Linked DNA regions of Mus musculus: regions 2 and 3 are each linked to region 1. A link is a loop called in an ENCODE intact Hi-C map of the cell type or tissue named here. Cell type or tissue: left cerebral cortex. All regions are shown on one strand.

What was found. Hi-C counts contacts between places; a loop is a spot of excess contacts. Peaks named below come from ENCODE experiments on the same cell type or tissue, not always from the same donor. Only the 100,000 strongest peaks of a DNase experiment are listed, where the experiment ranks them.
Region 2: it touches region 1 in a loop (2.7-fold over the local background); 2 of 42 quality-filtered maps call a loop at or near these places.
Region 3: it touches region 1 in a loop (2.2-fold over the local background); 2 of 42 quality-filtered maps call a loop at or near these places.

The regions. Positions count from the first base shown.
Region 1 is chr1:56,845,850-56,853,849 of GRCm38, reverse strand. Satb2 (special AT-rich sequence binding protein 2) reads left to right here. Exons shown (of 11, transcript NM_139146.2): 8 at 3,467-3,679. Among named protein-coding and RNA genes, the nearest start is that of Gm51624, 36 kb to the left of the region's middle. In left cerebral cortex, a CTCF peak has its summit at 3,172; DNase peaks (open chromatin) are centred at 2,884, 3,231, 6,143, 6,317 and 1 more place; H3K27ac peaks cover 2,456 bases.
Region 2 is chr1:56,959,364-56,967,363 of GRCm38, reverse strand. All of the region lies in intron 2 of Satb2 (special AT-rich sequence binding protein 2), which reads left to right. Among named protein-coding and RNA genes, the nearest start is that of Satb2, 8.0 kb to the left of the region's middle. In left cerebral cortex, no CTCF peak of the experiment used is centred here; DNase peaks (open chromatin) are centred at 1,211, 2,684 and 3,007; H3K4me3 peaks cover 3,719 bases; H3K27ac peaks cover 5,968 bases.
Region 3 is chr1:56,948,780-56,956,779 of GRCm38, reverse strand. All of the region lies in intron 2 of Satb2 (special AT-rich sequence binding protein 2), which reads left to right. Among named protein-coding and RNA genes, the nearest start is that of Satb2, 19 kb to the left of the region's middle. In left cerebral cortex, no CTCF peak of the experiment used is centred here; DNase peaks (open chromatin) are centred at 836 and 4,879; H3K4me3 peaks cover 432 bases; H3K27ac peaks cover 6,786 bases.

The sequences.
Region 1 (8,000 bases):
GTGTGTGTGTGTGTGTGTGTGTGTGTGTGTGGTGTGTGTGTGTGATGATTTCCAACAAACTGGATTCACTTCACACCTATATCTGCAGAATTTACAACACATCTTTAAAATCGTACTTTACAGCATTTAAATGGACACAAAGTGAAAGTAGTCAAAGTGAAAAAATCAAAACCAAACAGCTAAGGTCTCGTTCACTCTAGTTAGTCACTTACCATTGAAAATGTCCCCAGTGGAAAGAATGCACTTTGGGACTACGGCCATACTTATGAGAGTTGAGGTAAGGGATTTGGAGCAATGTTGTAATTTTCTGGAAGCTGTGTATGAAGGTGATACTGGCCAAGTTTGTTCATTGAGACTGTATCTGCAGTTAGGTAAATTACTTGACAGAAGCAATATATTCCACCAGCCACCTAACTTCCAAATGCTGTCTGTCTGTCTACCTGTCTTTTGCTTCAACAGTGATGTTGACCAGCAGCCATCATCAAGGGTGCTCTCTATGAGAGATGAGTGAATTTTCCTAGAAGACTATCTAGAATGTGACCGATGTAGAACATGGACCCTATGCAGTTTTAAAGTAAAACCATAAAGCAAACTCAAGAAACAAATAAAAACAACACTCAGTGATTTTAATGACGTCTTTTTTTGTTTGTTTGGGAACCTGCATAGTTTTTAGATATGGTATATTAGGACAATAGTATTTTATATCACTATTTCATATGTAAGAGCCTTTGTTGTAACACTATGTGACTCCATAATTTTATGGAGAAAGAATAAGTTAAACTCTACCTCTAAAGATATTTTGATTTATAATTTATATTTTTACACATACCACCTACCTTGCTCTTTCCTTGAGCACATATGTGCATGCCCATATGTGCATGAGTATCTCCATGATGACCCTAAAATTCCTTTATTACAATCTTGAAGAAGGTGGGTAGAGGAGACAGAAGGGAGGAAGGCTGGGGAGGAGGGAGAAAACCAACTCGTTCTTTCTATGCATGGCTCATTATGAGAGAAAGCGCAGAGGAGTATCAATCTTACTGTCTTACTGACCTTGGAAAGTGGGAGCAATTTAAAATCCACTTCCTTTCTTCATATTAATTTAGAGATGTTTAAAAAAAAATCTTTGAAGCAAATCCATTATGAACATTTCAGGTTGCTCAGTTAAAATGGGAAGCAGGGTGACCCAAGGCACAAGTGACTCTTAATTTCGGGAGAATCGATTCATGGAATGCACACTTTCCAGGAAGACAAGTGCCTCACTTGTTGCTCCTAAAAGCATGCCGTGAGATCTGGATTTTCCTTTAATCATTTCAGCAGTAGGATATTTTTACACATACCACCTACCTTGCTCTTTCCTTGAGCACATATGTGCATGCCCACATACTAACTAGCACACAGCCCCCTCCTCCGCCACACATACATACCTTACATACACACACACACACACACACACACACACTTTCTCTCTCTCTCTCTCACACACACACATTTCTTCTAGCTTCATTATGTGGTATATTTTATCCCTATTCACATTCTGACCTCAAGCCAACACCATGTGCTTCCTAGCTATGTTTGTGTAGGCACTTACCCAGGTATTAGGATTCCTCTAATCACAGTAATGTGACCTCTACGTTCAGAGCTAGCAGATGGCACACTGTCGGTAGCTTCCTTGCAGTAGAGTTGTTTTGTATGATTTTAAAAACTAGGTTTATTTATGTATCTCTCTGTATGTGTATGGTATGTTGTGTGCACACCCATGCATGTGCATGCATGTGCACATGGTTGCAGGAGTCAGTTCTCTTCACCTACCATGTAAGCCCCAAGAATCAAACCAAGGTCATCAGGCAAGTGCTTTTACCCACTGAGCCACCTTTCCAGTCCCTGTGTGGTATATTTTATCCCTGAATGATGACTATACTTCCTTGATTGTTGGCAACTGTGTGACATGCCTCCCTATAAATGGTATTTGCCATACTACGGCACAATATAGTAATTTGTATGAAAATGCCCACTATACCCTGCAGACTTCTGTCCAGCCAGAGGATAATTCTCCTTACAGCCACTGCTGTTTTATATGTGAGCTGCATCTCCTGCACTTATATTAATTTCCCTCAGTGCAAAGCATCGTTGGCACGTGCAGAGCTTTACCACAGTCTATAGAAGTGACTTTTTGTGTGATCAAAGTACAGGATTAGCATCTTAGCTCTTCTTGGAGAAACAGTTGTAAAAGTTAGTGCCCTGCAAAAGGATAAAATAAGAATGAGAATATGAAATGATGCTTCTGTGTGATAACCCAACAAGTGCATGCGACAGTAATGGATCTGCCTCTGTCTTAGTATCTCTCTAGCTCAGTGGTTCTCAACTTTCCTAATGGCTCAACCCTTTAATAGTTGCTCATGTTGTGGCACCCCATCCATAAAATTATTTTTGTTGCTACTTCATTACTGTAATTTTGCACCTGTTCTAAGTTGTGATGTAAATATCTCACCTGCAGGATACCTGGTAGGCAACCCCTGTGAAAGGGTTATTCTGCTCTATCAGGGTCAAAGCCTGTATGTTAAGAGCCATTTCTCTAGCTCATCTCCTACTCTCCTCTTAGGCCATGCTGCTGTAGAGTATCGACAAAATCTTTGTGAATTCTGTGTCACTAGAGTACACAAAAACCCTGCTTTTAAAACCCCCATATTGAGTTGAGTCACAAACTCAGAAAACATCAAGTCGATCAAGACATCAGAGCCTATCAGCACTACAGTTAGCACATGCCCCGGTCCCTAGCTAATGTAACCACATTTTCATCACTTGACATTAGAGTTTCCCATGTGGTACCCCACAAAAGTCTGGGGTGCCTCATGGTACCTATGAAAGCATAGCTGCTATGCGTGAAGGCTGGGAAGTTATCAGAGTTGACAGGTTATGTGTGCTTTCTATTCGCCACCTCCCTTTACCTTAGGAAACATCTATATTGAAACCAGTGTCCGGTCATACAGAAATTCAGCCAAACTTTTATTATTTTTTTAAAATCGATGTAAATCTCCCATGCTGTTTAAATGTCGGAACTAAATTTACCAAACTTGGCAGATTCGTAAAGCTAAGCAGGACTGCCAAGAGTTCCCAGTTTCAAGCAGAGAGAGTTCTAACAGCTCCTGAAATACTTGCTGGAGGCACCTGGTGGTTAATTGCAGCTCCATATTTCCTCCTGAGCGCCTACCTTGCTCGCTGGCATTGGCGCACATAGGATTATTACAGCGATGATGAGGTGGCAGAATAGAAGTCCTAAAATAAGGCACAGCCCCGGAAAGGGAACACATTCATACAGACTCCTCCCTAAGGAATTAGGCATGTTCCTGATATTCTCTCAAGCTGGTTATGCCAAACAAGTAGAGGGGCAGTTGGCAAGGGAGACGGAAACCATACCCGTAAATCCGTAGACATGACTTTGCCTATTTTTTCCCCACTCTACCAGGGATTATTGTCAGAGATACTGCGTAAGGAAGAAGATCCCAGGACTGCGTCTCAGTCTCTTCTAGTAAACCTGAGGGCCATGCAGAACTTCCTCAACCTGCCTGAAGTGGAGCGTGATCGCATTTACCAGGATGAGCGAGAGAGGAGCATGAACCCCAATGTGAGCATGGTCTCCTCTGCCTCTAGCAGTCCCAGCTCCTCCCGAACCCCACAGGTGAGCTGTCTGCTCCACACTTCACATACTTCACTCGTGCTTCATGGACATTGTGTTTTTCCTTGAAAACCAAGAAACATCATTGAACAGGTCAAAGGATATAACCTCTGGCTATATCATGAGGTAACCCTGTGCTGTGGAGGTGTGTTATTCCCTTCTCTTTAGGATAACCCCATTCTTCCACATAAGCAGGTGAGGGGACAGGGCAAGAGTAGGAGGTGAGTTCCTGTCTTTTTTACAGTTTCAGAAGAAGAAGAAGAAGTGGGGTTCCTGTGGGGGTTGTGTTTGTATAAGAGCTACTTTATTTTCCTTACATTGCTTGTTTATTTTTCTGGGGGTGGAATGTGGTTGAGGGCAAGAAACAGCAGTTCAGATGCTGCTGTGAGCAATTCAGAAAGATAAAATGGAAGGCAGGAGAGATGGCTCTGCGGTTAAGATGGATTATCATCTTTGTTTGTAATTCCACCTCCAGGGGGATCCTGCACTCATGTGTACCTATGCCACCCAGACCCCCAGTAACAATACAATAAAAAAATTTCCCTTTCCCTTTCCCTTTTCCCTTTTCCCTTTTCCCTTTTCCCTTTTCCCTTTTCCCTTTTCCTTTTCCCTTTTCCCTTTTCCCTTTTCCTTTTCCCTTTTCCCTTTTTTCCCTTTTCCCTTTCCCCTTTCCCCTTTTCCCTTTCCCCTTTCCCCTTTCCCCTTTCCCCTTTCCCCTTTTCCCTTTTCCCTTTTCCCTTTTCCCTTTTCCCTTTTCCCTTTCCCTTTTCCCTTTTCCCTTTCCTTTCCTTTCCTTTCCTCTCTCTCTCCCTCTCTCTCTCTCTCTCTCTCTCTCTCTCTCTCTCCCTCTCTCTCTCTCTCTCTCCATCTCTCTTTCTTTCTTTCTTTAGAGAAACACAGTGGAAAAGTTCTGTGTGTGTGGGTGCAGTAGCTAGGCCAGAGCAAAGGGTCCTGGTGACAGGGAGCCTCATATTTTGTCACTCTAGGATTTGGGAATTTCTGGCCTCCCTGTCTGCTGCACACTTCTGAAGTATTCAGAGCTCACAGTAGGCAGGGCACACTTCCAGTTCAAACGTAAGCTGCTCATCTCCACTTACTCCCTGCTTCCCCTAATTTCTCACTACTCTGTTGACATAGATAAAACCATTTCACTCTCTGGTTCTCTGGGTTGCATAAATTCTGAGTGATGGTTCTCAAAGCTGAAGGTTAATTGGATCATACCAATTTGTGCAAACCTGAAAACTGGGTACAATAAAATCAAAGGTTGCTTTGCTAAGAAACTATAGTTTCATTCTTCTTGGTTTGCTTTCTGATAAGTTCCAAGAAGTTGACTAAACACAGAATTAGAACTTTATTCTGGTAGGAATATTAGGGCCTTCTCAGGTATATTGTCATTTTCTTCCCACATATCTTGACTCTATTTTAGCACCCTACAGTAGATTTGTAATCGTGGATCACCTTCTGTCACGTCCTGCCAAATTGTTTTACTTGTAAATTACGACTCATACTGCTAAGGACTTGGCTACTTACTTTGGACATCTGCAAGCAAGCCTTTTAATTTATTTCTCTTTAAATATCAAAGAATACATAGTGAACTGTTGTTAGGACATTGACAATTTGCGTTAATACTGACTGCTAATAAATTCAATAGTACTTTTACAACGTTTAGCCATTATTGGAGAGTCCAGTCACATTTCCTACTCCGTGTCGTTCCCCCCACCCCCACCCCTCAAGCAGCTCTCTTGGAAGAAGGCCACTTGTACTTGTTAGAAAATGGCACAGGTCAGTTTGTTTTGTTTTCAGAGTCTTTGTAATATTTTTCAAACAAGATTGTATCACCAGCACCTTTCCAAAGACCTGATCACTTCCAGAGCCTGAGTAGCTTAACATGGTTTCACATTAGGGCATTTTCCTTGTCTGAGTTAGGATCCAATCTTGAAATTTCCTAGATAAAACGTCCTTTATGGATAAGTACAGGAAGTTGTGCATTTAATTTTACTGCTTTTTTTATTTCTGAAAATACATATGAAATATTCAGACCTACTTTTGAGGATTATAATCCTAGAACCACGCTTGTACATTCATTACCATTTTATTCTGTATCTGTTGCTGAAGATTGGGAAAAGAAAGTTATTTGAAACTTTCAACATTTAATGCATACCTATGTGTTTATGTATTTAAAATTCGCTCTGACATATCTCAATAATAAAGATGCTTTGTACAAACAACAGCAGCAGAAAATGGTGATACATGCCTGCTGTCTTGGCACTTAGGAGTTGGAGGTGGGAGGACAATAATTTCATGGTCAGTAGTTACAAAGCAGGTTCAAGGCCAGCATGACACCCTGTCTTGTAACTGGAAAAAAAAATGATGCAAATTTCTACAGATCTCTTGTTTGAGGGTGGATGTGAGTGGGAGCTACACTGTCCTCATTTGGAGGAGCATCTTTGTACATGCCAGCAGCTTTAAACAAATCATTTTCCAGAATCCTCCATTCTTCAGTGGCCAGTATCTTCAATGTCCTTGGTAACAAGATGGCATGGGGTGAGAATGGTCCTTTACTCCTTCTCCCTGGTGGCACAGCAAGTACTGTGAGCATTCTGCACAAATTCCACCACTGCTGGTTTGTGGTGACATTCTTGTGTTTCCAGTGAGGAAACAGGCTTCTCTGGGCTAAACAGCTCATATAAGTGAGTTCACATGACTGCGTGGTAGAGTGGGAATTTGAACTGTAGTTTTTCTGATGCCAGAATTCAGAATCTTACCCATGCACCATAGTTACCACTGTGTTTTAGCTCTAAGTGTTCAAGTGAAGATTTAAGCACTGAGGTACACCTCGACAATGAACGACAGGTGAGAAATGGTCTATCATTCTCTTAGCAAGGAGTGTGCAGTGGGTGAGGTACATAGTTTGATTAGAAAAAAACGAATCTAGAGGATTGAGTTATTGTGGGAAGAGAATACTTGCCACAGCAACCTCTCCCATGTCGAAATGGAGTTGCATAGTAGACCGGAGGCTCTGAAGTCAAGGTGTTCGTTGAACACCCTTACTATTGCATGGCCTTTATACCAAGTGAAGACCTCTGTCATTTCAGCTTTTTTACCTGCAAATAAAAATTCAGATAAAACACTACTGGATTTTTATAAGAGCTACAAGATAAAATAGGAGTTAGCAGTCTTCCTAGAGAGCCTGGCACACAGAAGTCCATAAATTATAGTCACTCTGACTTGGCAGTAACTAGTAAAGAAGTTGGGGTGAGGAGGGTAAAAGGAAGATGGTAAGTGCCACCGTGCTCTCTCAGGAAGCCAAGCCTCCATGGGAACTTAGAGCAGGTAGGGCAGGCTTATGACATCCTTGCACAAGTCGGCCATGTCCCAACTGCACGCTGTCTTCCACCAGACCTGTATAGTGCCAGCCTAGGGGAGGTGCAGCTCAGAACACCAACACAGGGAGAGTTGTGATTTACAGACATCATTCTTGTTATGGGATTTTAGAGTGAGTGAGGTCAGAAAGAACCAAACTTAGGCCCATTTAGTCAGCAATGCCTGTGTACCCCGGGGTGGGCTGGCTTGTCCCTGAGTTGTGGCGCCAGGGTTAGGAAATCTGCTTGGACCTTCCAGGTTGGCAGCTTAGGGATCAGACTAAGCAAGGCCACTCTGGGAGTCTTTCGGACCAGGTTGAGTGGGATAGTTTAAGGTATTCGTACCCCAGCAAGCACGACACCTTCTGCGTTGTCCTTCATTTGTCTCTGAAACTAATGGGAAATCATTCGATTAAAACGCACACGGCAGAATGCATGAAACCACAATATGAGTTTAAGGAAATGAAAGCTGCTCGTGGAAGGCATCTGAAGCCGAATTGTATGAAATGAAATTTTGTTTCATTTCCAGTGATTTCCTAGGTGAAATTAGGTGACTGTCTGGGTAGCATAATGACGATAATGACAGGAGCCGCACATACTCAAATAACATACATGAAGCCTTAATAAAGAGCGAGAGGTACTCGCGGGAGTGCATTAAATTGAGTAATAATTTATTATTTAGAGACCTCTACCCATTTACTCAGGTTTTTTTTTTTTCTTGGAGAACTAGCTCTTCTGTAAGGTGTGTCATGTTTTACAAAGAAAAAGGTGAGTGTGTTCTGTGTGCTTGCTTGTGGATAGATGTCATACTTTGGTGTGCTCAGGGTTGCCTTCCTACCTGTGAGCTACCAGGCTACTGTGAGGGGAAGCAAGAGCGGACAGGATTCTGTATGTCCTATAGGAATGCATTGCAATTATTTCCAATCACAATTAACCTGATTAGAATAATGGACAGGAAGTGC
Region 2 (8,000 bases), 110 kb before region 1:
ATAATTTTATTTCTTTATAACTTCTAATCATGTATGTAGACTGGAAGAAAGCCAAGCCTTTTAAAAATGTATATTTTAAATTAAAAAAAATGTTCAAAGTATATTTCTAGTTAGAAATTCTTGTAATTGAAATGTTTTCTTTTAACATAGGATAAGTATAAAGTAGGTTGTATTTCCACCATTGTACATCTCTTGTTGAATATTCTTTGTAAAACAAACATAGATAGTCACAAAAATGTGTACTGCTGAGCCATTTGTTTTCATCTTCGGGCTATTGCATTGTGTCCATGCTGTGGACATGGACTGTGGACACAGAGTAGTGGGGAGCACAGGCTTGTTTCTCTTGTGTTCCTCCTGAAAATTGTCCTCCTCACAGAGCTAGGGAAAATCATTACGTTAATTGGTTGCTCCGTAAAATAGCAATTTATCCCACCGCTTTTGATAAGCAGGAAGAGATAAATGTTTTTGGTTGGCTGAGAGACCATGTTCTGCTGCTGTGCTCCTTTTTAAAGAGTGGGAACTTGTTAGGATTTTTTGATGAGCTTTAGATATTCATAAAAGGGGGGGTTAGCATTCTTGTAGTAGAGTCTGGTTTGAACCAGTTACGTGGTGAATGTCCCATCGCAGTCTAAGGTGTTTTAAGAATCAACTTAGCGTTAAGTCAGTGCCCTATGTACAATATGGTCAGCCTTAGATGCCCAATAGCAGCTACACTGGTTTTGCTCTGTCTTTTCTAACACCTCTACCCCCCCCCCCCCGGGGATGTTTCTGTTCTTTGTGTTATATTTTCCAAAGCATGGATATAGTGAATTGGAAGGGCTCGGATATATGTAAAAGTCAGCTTTTTTAGAAGGTCTTCATGGGGAAAAAAGGCTAATATCTCTTTAAAAAACATATGAAGGCTGGGAGAGAGTTTAGACAGGCAAGAGCCTTGTGGTGTTGACAGCTTTATATCCCTGCTGGGTGACATTCACTTACTAGAATTGGCGTTCCCTCTCAGCTAGTAATTCACTCCATAAGGATTTGGGAAAAGGATGATTAATGGTGGGGGAATTTATATTTGCAGGATTGTTGATTAAAACTTATAGATCTATTTGAAGACTTAGAAGAAGAAGAGATTATTAAGGATGAGTTAACTAAGCATCAGACTCACTCTTTTCTCCACCCTTATCATGAGCCCCTAAGACCGGCTGTGCTGTGTGGAATCCTCTCAGCCAGGCAACCCACAGCCTAAAATGAAAGTGGGGCCAGGGAAGACTGAGAGGAGCCCAGGCTTCTGCCTTTCCTCCTGGACTGCTGCAAGGGGCCAGCCAGCTGTGCTTTACCAGCAGTAAGTCATTGTGCCTCATTCATTGTTAACACAAGCATTTTCACTTTTTAGTGTTTGGCTTCAAGAGGAACTTTCAGACAGCTTTATTTAAACTGAATGAACAGCACTTGGCTATACCAGATGGTGTATTTGCTGATAGGAAGCATTAAACATCAGAAATCTTTTTGGTATTTTTCTTTATCCTAGGATTTTTTTAAATGCTTTCAAAAAGTGTGTAGTGTGTGTGTGTGTGTGTGTGTGTGTGTGTGTGTGTGTGTGTGTTAAATGTTCTAGTTTGGGGTTTGGAATTTAAACCTTGAGAATGTCTTATTGAAATACCTGTTCATTTTGTTAAAAAAATTGCTTATTTTTGAAAAACATTTTGCTTTAAAAATAATTGGGTTTATTGGCGAACTCCTGGCTGAAGTTACGTCCTAAGAGAACTCCCTGAAGTAGGTGGCTCCCTTGCTTCCAGGTCTCTTTAAGAGCATAGCTGTCTTTTTGCAAGGGGAAGGAATCATTATGCAGTGCACACTTGCTGCATTCAAACAGAGAACAAATGTGATCAAGATTGTTAGGCAGGGCCTCATTTAGAGCGGAACATCATCTACTACAACAACAGTTAGCTTAATTGTCTACATGTGGGACATTGCCTTCTCCATTAAGAGCCAAAGAAATGCGGATCAGGTCAGGTGGAGACACAACATTAGCTGTGGGCCAGCAATAATTTTACTTCTGGGAAGTAGTGCTAATAGGAAAGAATATATATATATATATATATTGTAATATTGAAATATGTAAAAATACTTAGAAATATCATTGTCAACCCAGGGAAGTGGAGAGAACTCTGTGTCCCAGGATAACTATCATAAGGTCAGTGGCAGTTGGAGCATACGCTGATAGGAAGGACTCAGGGTTGCAGAGGGAAGACTTCCCTACCCATCCACACTGTTATTACTGCTTTAAATGGAAAGGTTTAAGGTCTTTTAAGAAGAGTATGAACTTAGGCTTGGGGGTCATCTACTCGTCTAACATGTCCTCTGTAGTTTTGCTGAAGTAGAAAAATAGCTCTTCCCTAAAGTGTTTTTAGCCCTTGGCCTGTTATTAAAATAAAGACATACTTGGTTAAAAAAAAATATATGCAATGGAACGTACACATTAAACAGAACACAGGGTATCCGCCCCTCAAAGTCCTGAATGTAATTTGGTGTTTCAAGTAATCTTGGAAGTTTCATGTTCCATCAGCAGAAACCCGCTGACCATTATATAGTGAAGTTCTGCTGCAGTGGTGTGCACTGTGTGCATGCTTGTGTGTGTGTGTGTGTGTGTGTGTGCTTGTGTGTGTGTATGTGCGCTCACCCACCCACGCACGCATGCTTAAAACTACAAAGAAGTCCCTTAAGCATCTGTTTTTTAACTGGTGCAGAAAATAAGCAATACCTTCATTTCCTGAAGGCCGTGTGACTAGCCGAGGTAATTTGTTCATCCTAGATATCCTGTATTGACTCTTTCTCTCTAATTCCTCTCTCTCTATAGGAAGAGAAAACAGATTAATCATTATTTATAAGATATCAGAGAATACGAATTTGGGTAATTTTAAGGACAAGGGAATCAGTTATTTCAGTCAAGACTATAGTAATTTTTTGGGGTGCCGCTTGGCAAGAGAGCAATTATGAGGCTTGATGGTTTTACTTTGGTGAATTGAAACACTGTTGCTGCTTCCCCCTCCTCTCCTCCTCCTTCTCCTCCTCCTCCTGTTCTTTCTCCTCTTCTGCTAAGCAGCGATTCATTGTAGCAGCAGTGCTGTATGTGAATATACTTAAAAGCTGTGCTACACTAACAGAGTTAGATACATTCCATATTATAGCATTTCCTTTGGATACATATATCATTTGTTGTCTTTTGGCTTCTATTGAGATAAAATTGATTCCATTTCTTAGCATTAAAACTAATAATCCCACATTTGGTATTATTGTTTTATTTCAGCTTGCCAAAAGCTGTTCTTCATAGCAGGAAACATATAACTCACTAAGATATTTATATATTTTTATTTAATAAGTACACTTTAAAAAACTCTCTAAGAAATGTATAGTAACATAGTAACTTGTGCTATCTTTCTTACACTGAGACTGAGGTACAATGGCATTTTGGAACATATTTAAAGACAGAGCATTTGACAAAAGTTGTATGTGTAACAGTTTGTCAGTAGAAAGTGACAAGCGGGAAATGACAAATGAAATGTTGGCATCATCCCTCTTTATTTTGATAAAAATGTCTCAATTTGCAATGATATAATACTGTTTCATAGTATTTCGTGAGTTGTGGGAGATGCATAAGGAGAATTTAGATTTTGTGAACGGGAAATTAGCAGCCCAAACTCTCTTTTCAGAAGCTTTGGCAGCATGGCCCTTTCCCCCTGCTCCCCGAGAACAGGAACAGCAGTGAAATGTTGGATTGAACCCATACAGTTTAACTCATTATTTTTTGAAAAAAAAAAGGGGGGGGGCGGTGGCTGGGTAACTGAAAGTGGTTTCCAGTAGGAGACCTTTATACTTAGCTGAGGAAGTGCAGAAGAGTTTGCCTTTTCGCTTCCTTATTTTCTTTATGGCAATTTGAGAAGGAGCGATTCCCTGCTCTTGGCTTTGATTGTACAGGTCTCCTCTCCTTCCAATCATCACAGCTCTTCAGCAGTCATTTAGCAAGCCAGTCAGGTGAGCTGTGAATTTCTCTTGTTTTAAAGTACAGGAAAGGTTTTGAAACTGTCAGAGCATTAGAAACAGATCTCTAAATACAAAGGATTCATCAGCCTGCTGCTTATGGATGAGTGATTGCCATTTCCAGAGCCAAAGTCAATGTCTGAATGCAATTGAGGCTGAGCTAAGACAGGTCAGTTGAGGGCTTCCAGAGGGTTTATTTTTTCATTTTATTTTATTCCATTTTTTATTTTTCTACTTTTGACACAGGTGTAACTTCTACATTGTATTGTTCTCTCTTTTCTGAAGAAACATTTCTTCCAGTCTTGCTATCCAGCAATTGAGCTTTTATTTCTTTCCTTTATATGGACGTATATTTGATGAGCCTGACATACCATGGCATTTCTGTAAAAATGTTTCGCGGTATTGGTCATGGTGGCTTATGCCTGACATAGCAGCACTTGAGAGACTGAGGCAGGAGAATTCTGAGTTTGAGGCTAGTCTGGGCTAAATATTGAGTTCCTATTCAGCTTGAGCCACATAGCAAGACGTTGTCTCAAAAATCCACAACCACTAACACCAAAAATATCCTATGATAAAGTTTTCAAAGTCATGGAAGAATATATATATATATATATATATATATATATATATATATATATATATATATTTCAAATAGTAGATTTTTTATTAATTGCAAATGATAAATTGTGATGAAAACAAGGATAATTAGGTGACACAAGGTATTAGAAATGTCACCTACTCTGTCTTTTCTTGTTATTTGTGAAGCTTTGGTTAATTGCAGATTAACAACAGGCCAGATAAAAAGCTGTAAATGTCTAAATCTGTTTAGATATGCAGTTATGGCAACTGAATTTAGGGCATGTATTTTAAAATTATTATCTATAACCTCTCAAGCCAAAATAAGAAAGTCCCGGAATGAGTGAAGTATAATGAGACATGTGTGTAAAGATCCTAGGATGAAACCCAGTAATTTTTTGCTAACCTAAAATCATGATAATAATAAAAAGGCAAATCAGGTCCATATTATACTTACCAGAGCAATGCATAAAATAACAGCAGAGCAGAGAAATCAAACCAAAGTCCATAAAGAACAGTGTCAACAGTTTAAACCCTGAAATCCAGTTATTAGAGAGTCAAATCAGTGTACAGCAGGCACTTGCGGGACTGTTGGTCTGATACAGTGGGATAATAAAACTTCTCTGAGAAGTTTTCCATTTAACTTCTTCCTGATGCTGTTACTTACTGTATGAGGTGAAGTGATTTCTCCTCTTAACTTCTTGCCTTATTATCACAATGGAGTTCTGTCCTAGCACAGTTGGTTATTAAACTGTGGTATTAAGAAAATACTTTTTAACAAAAGTAAAGGAAGAGGCTAGCACTGTTTATTAAAGTACATGCATTCCCCAGCTGTGTTTGATACCCACTGATGGTTTCACAGAGCTCCGTGCCCATCTCCGTTTGCATGAAGACTTGTACAGATGTGGGGAGAGATAGATTCCAGATAAGAGAGTGTTTTCTAAAACACTGAAGTGTGATAGGCAATTTACAAGACGTACCTGGGAATAACTGGAGCTACAGCATAGGAATGGTCACTTACCCTTTTCTTCCTTGAAGGTCTTTGCTTGATTTAGGTCCATAGCTGGAAGACAAGTATATCAGTACTGTCATAACTAATTGTTTTATTTTACACAAGAAAAAATCTTTTCTTTCCAGAGAGAACCACACAACTGCAGAGAACTGACCAAAGGCAAAGAGTAAAATAAGAAACCGTATTTTGATATTTTTCTGATTGTGTCAGCACATGAAAATCAAGCCTTTGACTGCTCTATTACTTACACATATAAAGAAATCCAAAATTGATACTTCTGATAGCTTATTAGAAAAATGCATTCATATAAAACTCTTAAAATTGCTGTGTTTTTGAAGCATTATTTTTTTGTTTAATAGAACAAAACTTTCTTTTGTCATAATCCAAAGATGGTAACAGAGCCTCATGATAAATGTCTCTTTAAGTGTCGTAGTAAAAGAAAATGACTTGCCTTCTGAGGCAGTAGAGGGTTTATGTTGTTTTGGACCCATTTCCAAGCAGTGATCGAAAACAGATTACAATAACAATTATACAGTCAGAAGATGCAATATCCATTTCTGCTTTAATTGAGTGAAGGAATAATAAAAACATCATTAAGAAAAATGAGGTGGACCTGTCACACAGTGTACAAATTTTTAGACTTGAAGACGATGCAGAATAACCAGAGTGCTTCTTGTTTTCTGTGGTGTTTATTAGCTGTGATCTGCATTGGCTGTCCTTCCCTGAGAGGTTCACAAAAACTCCTGTGGGAGTGTGTGCCCTGGCACCACAAAGGTGCACTTTTGCCTTAGGGTCTGACATGTTCTTGAGTTATACCTGAGGTGTGACCCCCTCAGCCTCTTTCTAACCTGTGGGGATATATATATCTACAGAATTGGCAGCTTGTCAGTAGTGCGTAAGAGCTAAGTGAGGTACCAGCCAGCAAGTCTTTACAAAGTCCTCAGGAGGCTAAACTGGAAAGAGAAGGTTGAGGCCCACCCATACCTGTCTTCTCCCCTGCACATACGAGAACCTGAACTTCCTCGTTTTCATGTTATCACCTTGTCACTTTGGTAGAAGTAGAGAGTTAAGACTGTCACTTGAATACAGAGCATCTGACTTTCATTCTGAGTTCTGTAAACTATTGCATATATCCATTTGTCTTTTTTTTTTTTTTTTAAATTTGAGGTGGGTTCTCAGTGTGTAGCCCTGGCTAGCCTCAAACATCCCCCTGTCTCTGGGATTAAAGGAGCACACACCAAGTCCCACATTTCCATAATTGTTAACCTTGTTGGGCTGGGCTAACAGCAGCCATTCCGCAGTCCACACTTCTCTGTGGGACAGCAGCAGACAGCAGCCAAGATCACTGGCTAAGTTTTCATGCTGAGTTGCTCTTCTTACTGGAAAACTTCACAGTTCCTGAACACCTGGCCATGACAGTGGAGTCAGGCCCCAGCGGCCTCTCGCAGAGAAGCACTGAGGCTCAAGCACCGGATGTCCCTAGCACTTACAGCCCAAATTTGCACTCAGTTGAGACCCTCAGAAGGGACCTTTTAAAAAAAATCAGTTGTTAAAACATTTTCTTGGTGCCATTACTTGAAAAGATCTTTCTGTGAGCTGCAACATAAAGGATGGAATGGGTGTTATATCCTGTGGTGGAGGGCCCAGAGACCCTGGTCAGCCCAGAGATCATTCTTTCAGAAGGGAATTCCTATTGAATAATCCAAAAGAGCTTAACATGTGTATGCCATAAAGAGCGTTTAGTTAATAACACCTTCATTAAATAGCACCTCAATTAAACCTTTGTCAGCAAAGGTTCTTTTACCTTCATATTCACATAACCTAACAGGGCTGAGCTTTAAGGATCTATTAGTGGTTCTGTTTTTTCTGGGCTTTACAGTTTGAGCCTAAACATTAATTCTGGGTGGAACTTGGCATCTTGTCTCTTTGCCTCAGAGGGAATTTTTGTTGTACAGTAAAAAGTGGTATTTCTTTCACGCAACCACCTTCTCTGAGTTTCCCCCCTTTTCTCCTGAGCAAAAAGCAATTAAGTAGTCAAGGTTTTAAGAGTGTATCTTTAATTTTAAAAACAGAATGATTATTTTAGGTGAATTAAGCAATTTTTCCATTAGTTCACATTGTAAAAAAGAATAGAAAAGGGACGCGGAGTCAATAACGCAAAGAAAGTATTTTCCTTCTCTTCTTCTCAACACGAAACCCATGAATTAGTGGCTACTGTTTTAGATGCTGAGAGTTAAGACATTTTGTTTTATTTGTGTTACCTGCTATTTTAACACTGACTGAAAGAAAGGAAAATCGATTCTCTGTCTGAAACAACTGGGCTTCCCAACCTTATCTTGGAAAACATACTTCCACTCAGTTGTTCTGCGATGGTCTTTTCTGTCGC
Region 3 (8,000 bases), 100 kb before region 1:
GATTTCCTTTGAGGCTTTGCACCAGTGTTTGATCTCAATTTTTAATAATTTTTTTTGAGTTAAACTCCCCAAAGGAAACATGCTTGTGCTATGAAATATTCCCACTAGAAATACAGGTAGTCCTACCTTATTGAGCACTTGATTCCTGTATTAATTCCTAGCTTGAAAAACCTCAACACAGTTAACCTTGCTCTAACACTACACTGGAGGAATTAATCAAAAAATATTTTTTTAAAAAAATTGTTTGAATTAGATAAAGTAATATTTAGGCAGAGCTCAAAACCTGAGATAATGAAGCAAATAGTATAGGGACAGTTTTTATGACCCCCTTCTTTTGAGGGGTGGGACTCTAGTGAACAGTTGCTGTAGACAGAGTATTGAGAAGGGGCTGAGACAAATGTGTATGCATCCTTGTAAACATGAACACGGCTTAAAATCTACCCTGTCAGAAACTTGCAGAATCAAATTGCTCTTTGTCAGGAGACAAGAATCCGGATACTATTGAAATTTGCTATAATCACTTTTAATACATCATTGACTCTTTTGATGGGCATACTTCAACAACTGTTTAATTTTAAACTTTTAATTGTTCAGTTTTGAAATAATTATCTTCCAGCAATACGCCATGGGCTTGAGCTTTTCTGTAATATCCAGATTGAAAGGAGGCGTTTTGCTGCAATGTAGGCCGTGGTCCTGCTGACCAATTGCCTCCCCAAACCTGAACCTGGCGATTGGTGTTTGTAGCCCGGGAGTCCCAAGTCATGCAGCCTTCCGGTCCTCAAACAGAACCCACAGCAGTGCCTTATGCTGATATGCCAGCAGTCTCTGCCCACTGTGGACACGCATCGCCGCGTGGTCTGGCGAGCTTCCTGTGCCCAAGGGAAAAGCAGCTCGTGAATCCACGTGTCTGTCTCTTTCCTAGAAAGCACTTCCTGTGACCTGATGCTCACTACCGTGTAGGGGGCCCACAGTGATGCTGAGCAGTCCACGCCACTTATTAAAGAAGATGATAAGTGTCTAAGTGGAATTAGCATTGTGTTAAACTGAACCAACGTTTGTTTTGGACATCCCATAGGCCAGGCTTTGAGGTGGGGTGTGGCGGGGGGGGGGGGGGGGATTGTCTAAAGGTGGGCCTCTCCCTGAGGCAGCCACAGGCTAGGTGTGGCTGACATCCGGGGATTTAGTTGCCAGGGTTCAGCTGGGCCTGCAGCGGTCCCTGGTGTCGCTCATTCTTTGTTATTTAGGTAAGTTACCAGAGCCGTGCCTCCTGGGCTCCTATGACACTGTGGTTTCAAACTGCCTTCAAACTGGAGCCTGCCACTGAATTTCCTAGCAGTTAAGCAGCCCTGATGTCAGATTGAGTTACGATTCCTAAACTTGAGGACAGGTCTGGCAGCGGATGAATGTAATGCTACAACCGGTCCTTCTTTCGGCTATTTTGAGGCTCCCATTGAATCTTTGAGAAATAGTGTTCACTCTCCATACTTCTGTCTAACCCTGCACTTCATTTCTAAGGATAGGATCTGCTTCCGGGCTGACAAAGCAACTACTTTTACCACAAAAATCTTGCCTCATTTTTAACCCCTTGTGTCCCCAGATGGTGAGAGGGCGAGAGATGCATTAAGAGATTTTATTGTTGAAACTTTACTTGGTGGCGGGGTGTGTGTGTTCAGTCTGAAGTCCTGGTGGAGAGGAAACCTTTAGGTTTGCGGCTTTGTTTGTCTTTGCCTGTTTCTTTAGAGCAGACAGTAACCTTCCCTCTGTGGCCCTCCACCTTCCTGCCATCACCTCTGTGTGAGGGTTAAATGAAATCAACAGCCAGGAAGAGATGCTGGTATGGAGGTATGTTTGAGGGAGTCTCAAGGCCCCCAGATTGACCTGTGAACTTTTGGGTGACTCCCTTATCCTCGAATGACACACTTCTTTTACACCTACAATTGATGAATTTTTTTTCTACTTTTTTTTTTTAATACTATCTGACATTTCCCCCCAATTAAGTTTATTTGGAAGGAAATATGAAGGTACAGCCCTACCATGAACAGTCCAGTCATCCACAGAGTGCATACAGTGGCCCCATAACGTTACAGCCTGCAGTGCTGAGGTAGCCATTTTAAATCTGTGTGAGTATATACCTGAGATTCACAGAAGGACCAGGAGTACTTTTTTATACTACATCTTCTCTGTTAAAGGAGGAGATGGAGGCCTTTCCATAGCAAAATGAACTGTCTTTGAAACAAATGTTGCTGGAGATTGAACTGCTGGCCTTGTGTTTGCTAAGCATTCTACCCTTGAGCTCTATCCCCACCCCAAAAGTGTCACCTCCTTTATCAATTAATCTCAGAAAATTTCCACATCATCCCCTGAGGACGGGGAGTATACGGCAGCTGGGTTTGGAATGTGGCTGTCTTAATCTCAGAAGGCTGGGCCTGAGAAAGTAGGGAGGCAAGGACAGGGCCAAGGCGAGCTACTACTCTAGGAAAGACACAACTTGGTTAATTTTGAAATTTTGTTTGTGGCCCCAACCAGGAGGTAAATGATGTGCACATTTGTTTTCTGTTTCCGGTTATGATTCTTGGCTCTCAAACTGCACTTTGCTGTTTTAGGGTAGGAGAAAAAGGATAGAAAGTAATGTTGCTCCTGCTCTCCCTCTCTGTCTCTGTATGTATGTGTGTCTGTCAGAGAGAGAGACAGAGAGACAGAGACAGAAGGAGATTATACAAATACTTTCATTTTTCTAGTAAATTGTAATAGGAAAAAGATAGCCTGCCCTTTCGCTCCAGTCTTTGGAGAATAGACTGTATTAAGTTGGCTTCCTGAATTTCTCCCGTCTTTCTTGGGCTTGGTGTAGAAGTTATTTATAATGGAGGTTGTGGAATGTGGTACTTTGCTTCAGGTTCAGTTTATGCAAAGAACGGATAGGGAGGCTCTGTGCACAGCCTTTGTATCTTCAGTTCTTCTGGAATCTTAGGTGACAGATAGTGCGAGATAAACTGAGGAGTGGTCCTGTGGCTGCCTTCATTCCTGAAATGGGTGGGTTTTAGGAGCCACAGGGAGGACAAAGGCAGGCCTGCTATGACCTCAAATAGCTACTGCCCTTCAGGTTGCTGTTCCAAGAATGAAGGTGGACTCAAAAGAGGACAAAGGGGGCCAGGACAAGGGTGGAGTCTGGCCCTTCAGAGTCTTTTCTCATTTTGTCTGTAGTGCCTGAAGAGCAGATCATTTCTGAAGTCATTCCAAGCCTCGCACTGCCCCCACAAATGGGGGTCCTCAAAAAATTCACTGATTCAGTAGCACCGCCCTCTTGGAGGTACAGCGAGTGGAAAGGGTTGCTAGCTAATAGGGCAAGTTGTTGGGTCCCTGTGGGTGGAGTCTGGGATATATTCTCAGAGGAGAATGTGGGGTTTAGATGGGCCGAGTTGTTGCTCTGCCTCAGCTGCATCATTTTCTGGTCCTTTCAGACGCTTCATTTATTAGCTGAGGTCAATGAGGACCTTCTCAGGTGGTAAATATGAGGAAAAAGTACAGGTGACTCGGTGGGTGGGGCGATTCCACCCAGCTGAGGTGGCAACCTCCAGCTGTGATGATCCTGTGCTTCAGGCCAATCTTCCATCTCTCCGGGCTGAGGTTAAAGCACTCAGAGAGCTGGAGAATATTCTAGTTCCTCTCCTTTTGCCCATGGGAGCATTCCTTGTAGCTCAGGACCAGGAAAAGGAAGTGGGAGAGCTTAGAAAAGACGTAGGACTCCCACTGTTAGCAATCAAGTAGCTGCCTAAGGTTTGCTAGGTGTAGAAGAGAGGCAAACACCTTTTACTATCTGAGATAAACAGAATAGCTTTTGTTCTTAAGTTACCTAAGATCTAGAATCCAAAGGAGAGATCCTCACGTATGAGGGGTGGGGTGAAGTGCTCAGGACGATCACGTACTTCCATGTCTTAGTATCATTTTTTAGTGAGTTTTTTCTGTGTGCAAAAAGCCATTGTGTGTGTTTGTAATTTGGCAGATTGCTTGTAGGGGCATATTATCTCACAGAAAATATAAGGCACATGTGTGATGTCTAACAGCCACACTTAAAACAAGCTAAAAAAAACCAAGTAACAATTTTAACAATGCATTTAATTCAGTTTGTTCAAATATTATTTCTACATGCAATTCATTTTCTAACAAATGTTTATAATACATTTACTTTTGTTGCTTTTTTTTTTTTTGGTAGTAAGTCATTAAAATCGAGTGTCTTTTATACTTAACACGGGTCTCAGTTGAAGAGGAGACACTTCAAGGCCATGCTTTTTGCTATAGAGCATGTTGAATGCTATTGGTTATTCTTGTTTGTATGATAAACCATACAGTGATTTCTAGTTTCATTAGGTTATTTGGTGATAGTTTATTCAGTCACTATTAGTGTTATTTTTATTTGAAGAAATACTTTCTTAGTGTCCTGAACATTGCTTACTGAAAAGTATTGAAGAAATGATTGTCTTTTTTCCATCTGTAAAATGGCATTGATACTCATATTTAAAAAAGAAGGCTAGATAACATTGTCTGAGAGCTGGCTGACCTAGATGTATTGCACGTGCACATGCACACCACACACACACACACACACTCACACACACACACACACACACACACACACATCATTTGCATGTTAGCTGGGAGAATTTGAGTCTTAGAGAACTCTACATACATTATGAACAGTCAGTGACTCAGGCAGAGTGACCGAAGCAGGATTGTTTGACTCCAGGGCCGACTGCCTGCCACCCCAGGGCTTTTCAGAACATCTAACTATCTTCCCACCGGTCTGTTCACATGGCCGAGGTGGCAGTACAGAGGCTGGAGCCATGGCTCTTTAGGATGCATGCCCTTCTTCAGAACTATGACAATGAACATGGCTGTTCCAGCCTTCTAACAGATGACAGCAGGGAAGCACGCTTCTCTAGGGGAGAGAGCCCCGTTTCCTGTCTGCAGTGACAGAGGACAGCATATGTCCTGCTTGCCTGAACTAGTCATGATTTTTAGTAAATGGCTGGGGCCCAAGTGCCTGTCTTCAGATTAAACTACCTGCCTACCTCCAGCAATTGTAAAAGGCTTAACAAGGCTTATGATCAAAAGGTCCAAAGTTCTCCACTTGATCATCTGGAAATGGGTCTGTGCCACAATAAAAGAAAAATAATGCCGTAAGCTCAAATACGGGGCTGGAGCCCGAGGCTTCCTTTATTCTCTCGTCTCCTTTAGAACTTGTAACTGTGTTTGGCTCTCTGCTGCTGCTTCTTTATTGAAGCTACTTTATTCTTGCCACTGTTACATTTATTTTTGAAGCATTTTGTAAATTCCCTCCCTGTCCTCTTCTCTATTCTTCCTTTGCCAGAGGACAGCAGTGAGACTGGGGAGGAGTCACTTCCTTGGGAGGTGCACATTTCTTCTTGCCCTGTGTAGGCTTCCCTGGGGTAGACCTGTTTTCAAAGGCTTTTGAGTCCTATGCCTTAATTTTCACGTCAATTATACCAGTTTGCTATTTTTCACTTATTTCACCATTTTCATTAGTAATTGCATCAGTTTTTCTTTTTTTTCTTTTCTTTTTTTTTTCCTTTTTTTTTTTTTTGGTAAAAACAGAATTGCATTATAAAGCCATAATTGTTGAATCAATCAAGTACTAGTAAAATGATTAATTTTTCCAACAATGGAATACAACCTATTACCATATCTGTGATCCTGTGTGTGTATGCCTGTGAGCCTGTGTGTATCCACTGTGTGTGTGTGTGCTTGAGTGTGCGTGCACTTGTTCGTGTGCATGCTAATAGAGATTTGAAGTTGATATCGGGTGTTTCCTCTGTCATTTCCCACCTTACTTTTTGAGGCGGAGTATCCCATCGAACCAGGAGCTTGTCATTTTGGCTAAGCTGGCTGGCTAGTAGTCCAGGATCCTCCTGTCTCTTGGCCCTCACTGCTGCAGTCACAGAACACATGAGTCACTGTGCATGGCTTTGCATTGTGCTGGGTATCTGAACTGTGGTCTTTGTTCTTACAACAAGCACTCATCCACTGAGCCATCTTATTTTTTAGGTAGGTGACCCAGGTAAGGGGATTGGTGGTTGCTTTTGACTAGAAGGAATTACTGCTGTTGTGCTAGCCAGCAGTTGTTCCCTCCAATCACAAACTAAAATGTTTAAGAAATATTTTTCCCAAACTGAGAGTTATAAAACATCAGTTTCTTACATGTTATAGACACCTGAGATTTTATGTTGTATTTTGTATTTAACTAGTTGTGCTGTTACTTTGAAATTAATAGGACCAGTCCCAGACTTACTTAGTCATGGGTGAATGCTAGTTTATAGAGTAGCTAGATTCATTTAAAGGCCTTATCTGTGGTCCCCAGATGTGTGACATGTACGTGTTGACATTAGGAACTGCACATGGATTTTCAGCACTGAAACCTCTGTAGACACAGGTATTAGCGATGAGGCAGCTTATGGCACTGCTGGCTACGTGGCTGTGTGTGAGCATATGCTTAAATCACTAGAGGTAGCAACGAGCCTGCTTCCTTTAACAAAGATTATATACCAGTATGTAAGAGTTAAAAGGTCTAAATGGGGCTATTCCCTGCCGGGAAGGGCTCTCCTGGATGGGTTGTATAAAATGCCATTATGCTTGCTTAGGAAGGTTTTACAATGCTTCCAGCTACAGTGCGGGCAGAAGCCATAGCAGACTTGTTCTTACCTGTATCTATGGAGTGATGGGTGATACCTGACACATAGTAGGTGCAATCAATAAGTGCTATACAAAATGAATGATGAAAAGATAATGTGAGAGACATCTGATTTGTACTCTTCGTTATGTATCTTAAATATATTTGGGAATAACCTCCCATAAACAAATAAATAATAAATACTTCACAGATGGTAACCAAGGAAAACAGCACTATAAAGCACTACACTAAATCATCTCCTTTGCCTAATGTTTGAGTCGTCTCACTGCCACCTTGCATTTTCCATGGTTCTGTACGATGGATGAGTTTTCTGTGGGGAGTAATGATGGAGTCAAGGGTTGTCCCAAGTGTGGTGTGGTGAGACGTGTTGGGCTGTTGCTCAGGCTTAATAATAATTACCAAGATCTTTAATGATAACAATTCTTAATGAGTATTATTATTGTTAATAATGATATTTAATAATTATACCCAATACTTATTATCTTTAATAATAATAATTAGCACATGGGAACCAGTTGTACCATTGTATTATCTTTAGAACAAAACCCTGAGTCTGTGGGCCAGGAGTCTGCAAAAGTGCCTGCTTTTCGCCTCTGCTTTCCAGATCTCAGTGAGTCAGGAGGCATCTGGGGTCAGAGCAGGGAGAGCTGCTGGAAGCCTTCTATACATCTGTGCCTTGGGCCTATCTATCCTCAGTCAGGTTATAGAGGCCTTGTTTTCATTATGGAGTGCCTGGACCAAGTGCTGTCACACTTCCCATCCTCCCTCTGCCCGCCTGTACATCCTTTATAACGTTTGTGTTTTGTTGCACAAAAAAAAAAAAAAAAAAAAAAATAGAGAATGACTCAGTGCAGATCCTCCTTCCATAATGTACTAATTTGTGTGACTTATGCAGGGCAGAGTCCATGTTTATTACATGTCCATTGGTAAATCTTTGATCTTCTTTTGTCTTGCTGTGTTTAGATTTACATGCCTGTATGACATTTTCTAAAAAAAAAGTTAAAAACTGTTTGGTGAATTAAACATTTTTTAAGCTTTTCACACTTTGATACAAAGCAGAGAAATATTTCAGTGACAACCGATTTCAACAGATTTTTGAAATAGACTAATTTGCTTTATTCTTTAGGGTAGTTTATTTATTTATTTTTTTATCTGCAAACATTGAAAAGTATTCTGTCCAGGGATAACTCGTGTTCATGTATAAAATAATTCCAAGGACATGAAGTTTGCATTTAGCTGTATGCTTTATATTAGTTCAACATTAGTTGAGATTTTTCTGATCTGTACTTTTTTCAAG